Linked DNA regions of Homo sapiens: region 2 is linked to region 1. Evidence: read pairs that join two places in POLR2A ChIA-PET (ENCODE). Cell type or tissue: MCF 10A. All regions are shown on one strand.

Region 1 (2,500 bases):
AAATGATAATCTTTTTGTAAAATTGTCTGTGAAATATAAACATTAATATATAAAGAAAAACCTTGAAGTGCTGTATAGTGAAGTATAAATTAATGTTTTATTGATTTGTGAAGAATTTAAGACTATTATATAATTATCTTGGTGGATCTATTTTATGCATGACCTTTTAACCTTTGACTTTGCTTATTTCCCACTACGAAGGGGAAGGTAGATTTTATGAATGATTTTAATAGCAAATATATTTTATAAAGTGAAAATCCAGTGTGGAGGTAGCAAAGCATCTATCTATTCTGAATCATGTTTGGAAATAAAATTGCTCCATCTGGGAATGTGCTTTCATTTTCCCGTCTCATTTTCTGTTTCCCATTTGAAAACAGTGTTCTCTTCTCTTCTTTCTGTATGCCAAATTGCCAGCCACAATTCTTTCCCAATCTTCTGCCCAGTGGAGTACTCCAGCTGTCTTTCCTTTAGAGAGGTGGTTCAGTGGCCTCCTTGATGACATTTGTTTCATGTCTGGATACAGTATGTGTTGCCCTCCTTTGGACTGGCTAGAATATTCATAAAAGCCAGGCAGGCCCTGGGACTATTTTGGGACCTTCAATACACATGTTAGGAAAAGGATGATCATAATGCCAAGAGTTTGAGCTGAATTGTTTCAGCCAAAGCATCACTATCACTGAAGGCAGGTTCTCAAACTGACCTTGTCATTACAAATAAATCTAATTTCACACTTGAGTTTATTATGCTTAGTTTATGTCAATACCAGAGGAATTTATAAAACTTTTTTTCAGAGTGAATTGTTTATATTCTAAATGATCCACATACAAGTGTGTAAATTTGGTTTTCCTATTCTGTTATAGTTACTTTCATGTCCCCTAACAAAACCTCTTGGTGTGTGGTTATATTTGGCTGGATGGATCCCCAAACAGCTCCAACACATCTCCTTTGGGGCATTTAAATGTAAACTGTATGTGTGTTTTAATATTGCTTTCTTGTTATTTTCATTCTCTTTATCCCCTATGTTTTTAATTTTTTTTATAACTCAGATTTTCTAATGGACCCCCTATTGAAACATCTAGAAGATACAGATATCAGTACCAGATGTCTCAAATCCAAAAGACTGGAAATGTAAATATGATTTCTAATAGGCACACATGGTAGCTCAGTGCTGTCAGTACATTTTGTGTCATCAGAGTGAGAGAGGTTGGTGACAGCATTTGCACGCGTCTTCATTTGAAAGGCTCCTCTCCCACATTTTCTCATGGCTGACTCATTGTTGGCATCTTAGATTAAATGCCCCCGCCTCAGAGAAGTCCATCTCAGCCAGCCAGTCTGCCCAACCCTCCCAATCACCACCACTGTCCCCATCCCCTGGCCCTCTCATCTGATTGCGACACTGATTGTTGCTGTTCCATCTCACTTCTGATGATCATGTCTGTATGTATGTGCTTGTTTTCTTTTCTCCCCGTGCTTATTTGTAAGCTCCACAAGGGCAGGAACTTTGTCTTTCTTGGCCTTTCCTGTTTTCTCAGCACTTAAAACAGGGCACACAGTAGACTTTGAAAAAACGATTTTGAAGCCTCCTTCCTGAGTGTGTTTCTTCGCTGTAACTGCCATTTGCCATGTTCTTCTCTTTTTGCGGGGAGTGAGAGGGAGAGGACATGGTCTGAGTCTCGCTCTGTCACCCAGGCTGGAGTGTAGTGGCATGATCTTGGCTCACTGAAACCTTCGCCTCCCAGGTTCAAGCAATGCTCCTGCCTCACGATCCTGAGTAGCTGGGATTACAGGCACGTGCCACTGTGCCTGGCTAATTTTTGTATTTATTAGAGATGGGGTTTCACCATGTTGGCCGGGCTAGTCTTGAACTCCTGACCTCAAGTGATCCACCTGCCTCAGCCTCCCAAAGTGCTGGGATTACAGGTGTGAGCCACCGCACCTGGCCTGAGTGGTTTTTTTAAAGTTGATTTTGAATAAGTCCTCACCAAGAAAAATTAAACTTATAAGAATTGGGGTATTATTACCCTTCTTCTTTAAGAAGTAAGTTATGTCAAATATAATTAAGACTAAAAAGTAAATATTTCCAAACAAAATGAAACAACTGAAAGGAAGCCCTGTTTTTAACTACCAAATTTTAAAGCAAAAAATGCTTTTGAGTGAAGTTCTTTTTGCTTTTTGCACAACTCATGTCTGTTCTAAATTTTTCTCAGCAGATAGTTTTTGCTATGTTGAATAAACCATTGTAAACTGCACTAAAAAAATGACCTATCTAACATATTCTATAAGTGTTCCACGGAATTTTTTTTTTTTAAGAGATGGGGTCTCACCATGTAGCCCAGGCTGGTCTCAAACTCCTAGGCTCAAGTAATCCTCCCACCTTAGCCTCTCAAAGTGCTGAGATTATAGGCGTTAGCCACTATGCCCAGCCTGAAGTCAATTTTAGAGTTTGAGAATTTTTGTTTTTGTTTTTGAGACGGAGTCTCGCTCTGTCGCCCAGGCTGGA
Region 2 (2,500 bases), 57 kb before region 1:
TTACTTTCATTTTTACAAGTGTTGCAAATGGTTCCTGTGCTTCAGAGATTCAGAATCTATTTGAGAAGATGAAAGATATTGTGCAGCAAGCAAAAATAATCAGGAACATAAGCCTAGAGACGTTAGGAGGCCGTCAGTACATGGGTGATTTTCAAATGGGCAGTACAAGGCTGTGAACTCCAAGGGGTGAAAACTGAGCCAGGATGGTATTACAAAGGTTCAGATTGAAGCTGTACCTTGAAGAATGGGTCAGAATAGTATCACGCAGGGGCCAAGAGAAGCGGGTGGCATGGGTGATAGAGGAGAAGAAAATAAACCATCAACAAAACCAAGCTGCATGTTTGGGAAGTAGGCCTATTTGGTTGGATTAAAGGAGTACAGGCTATCTCTCATCAGTGAAAGCTTCTGTCACCCACCCTTTAATTCTCACCATTATTGTCCGTTAACTGTACAGTTGTTCAGGAGATGCCCAAACAGAAAAGCAGCAAGCTGTTTGCGTAACTTCCAGCCCACTTCTTTTTAGGCAAAGCATGTTTTCCACTTTCTTAAAACTCCTACATGTTAGTCCTTCCTAGCTCTCCCTCCCCCAAGAAAAAATGGGGAAGAGACCTTGATTCCTGGCACATGAAGGCCTCTGGAATCAACTAGGAAAACTTGGTGTGAGAAAGACAATAGGAAAAGTGAGAAAACGGGAAGCTGGTTATGAAGTTAGGAGAAAATGCAAAGGAAGTGCGGAAAGTTTAGCATGTACTACCACATTTCTGGAAGGGCCCAGGATCACCCGCCACTTTTGCATAAAACCTAGGATGCCCATGTGAAGAGCCTTCACCTCAAATCTCCTTCAGGATACTCTGGGCTTATTCCTCTAGTCCCTTGGAACCTCTTAGATCATTGGGATGGCTTTGCATGTCCACATCCCAGTATCGAGCATCACATAGAACTTATGCAAGCAAAATCAGTACAGTCCTATGTCCTATACAATTGGACGTAAGATCAAGCTGAAATAAGAGCAAGCATCCACCCTTCTGTCCCCCACAGAAATACACACTATGTGGACATCTTTTACACTGTGTGAACACTAGTCACTATGTGAATACACTATGTGTAGTACCAGGTGAAGTGTTGGGTATTTGGTGTGCGGAAGACCGGAAAGAACTGGATCCAGCAGAGGAGAAATACTTCAAGAGGATGCTCTGGGCTGGGACTCAGCTGGGTTGGAGCCCTGGCCCCAATATATAGAGCAGGACATTGGTTACTCATGTCAAGGATGGACTCAGTCTTCATCTGTAAAACAAGGGGGCTAGGCAAGGCCTTCCCAAAGCAGTCTCAAGGGATGTGAAGAGTTGTGAAAAGACTAAAGTTTAAGCAGAGTTAAGTAAATTTCTCACCGCCTGCTGGGACTTGTCAGTGTGTTTCAAAAGCTGACGTGCATTGTGAATCTCTGAGAGGAGAATTGCTGGGCAGCAATTTCCTGAGCTGAGTGAATCACAGATCTCAGAACTCTTCAGCCTGCTCTCATTGCAAAGTTGTGTCCTCCATCTGCTGTTCTGTAGAATGTTTGGGAAAGGCTGCTCTGTAGTTTTCCTTCCAGCTCTGACATTCTAAAATTCTAAGTTGGTAAAAAGGCTACAAAAGCCTGGAAAGCCAGAGATGTCAAAGAGAGGTCAGAGATCTGGTTGTCGTACTTGTCTAACAAGGTTGCACGTGGTGAGGATTTAGAATGATGCTCTACTTCTAGGTCTAGGGGAACAGATGGAACAGAAGAGTGGGAGAAAAATCAAAACAAAATAAGTATAAAGTTAAGTCGATGAAGGGGAAGAGAAAAAAAAAGTTAGGGTTGCAGAAGCATTGAGATAAACTGGAACTATTTTCAATCAAGATATAATGAAAGAATCTTGAAGTAGAAACCTGCTGCCCTGATTCTTGTCTGAACGTGTCTGTAACTGGGTGACTCAGAGCTTGTCACTCATCTCTCTGGGCATCAGTTTCCAAGAAGACAGTCTGTATTTGTGGGCCCTTTGGGTTTTAAAATTATACGACTTCATTTGCATCCATTTAAGATTGAAGCCTTAGGGAAGGGATTTATTGAAGAAAGATGTATGAAGAAATGAAGGCTGAGACCTAGACTAGAGAGAATTATTAGGTCAAGAGAAGCCCATTATGAGCCCAGTGAAGATGGGCTCTTTTTTGTTGTTGTTGAGATAGAGTCTCACTCTGTTGCCCAGGCTGGAGTGCAGTGGTGTCCTCACCGCAGCCTCTGCCTCCCAGGCTCAAGCCATCCTCCCATCTCAGCCTCCCAAGTAGCTGGGACCACAGGCATGTACCTGCCACACCCAGCTAGCTTTTTGTATTTTTAGTAGAGATGGGGTTTTACCATGATGCCCAGGCTGGTTTCAAACTTAGCTCTGGCAGTCCACCCGCCTTGGCCTCCCAAAGTGCTAGGATTAAAGTGTAAGCCGCTAGGCCTGGCCCAAAGATGGGTCTTTTTTTTGGGGATGGG

What was found. ChIA-PET counts read pairs that join two places held together with the same protein. Peaks named below come from ENCODE experiments on the same cell type or tissue, not always from the same donor. Only the 100,000 strongest peaks of a DNase experiment are listed, where the experiment ranks them.
Region 2: POLR2A ChIA-PET joins it to region 1 with 6 read pairs; 6 of 35 experiments call an interaction of 5 or more read pairs at or near these places.

What each region holds. Positions count from the first base shown.
Region 1 is chr3:172,628,484-172,630,983 of GRCh38, reverse strand. It overlaps NCEH1 (neutral cholesterol ester hydrolase 1), which reads left to right. Exons shown (of 5, transcript NM_020792.6): 5 at 1-735. Among named protein-coding and RNA genes, the nearest start is that of LINC02068, 34 kb to the right of the region's middle. In MCF 10A, no CTCF peak of the experiment used is centred here; a DNase peak (open chromatin) is centred at 1,333.
Region 2 is chr3:172,684,985-172,687,484 of GRCh38, reverse strand. All of the region lies in intron 1 of NCEH1 (neutral cholesterol ester hydrolase 1), which reads left to right. Among named protein-coding and RNA genes, the nearest start is that of NCEH1, 25 kb to the left of the region's middle. In MCF 10A, no CTCF peak of the experiment used is centred here; DNase peaks (open chromatin) are centred at 1,424 and 1,954.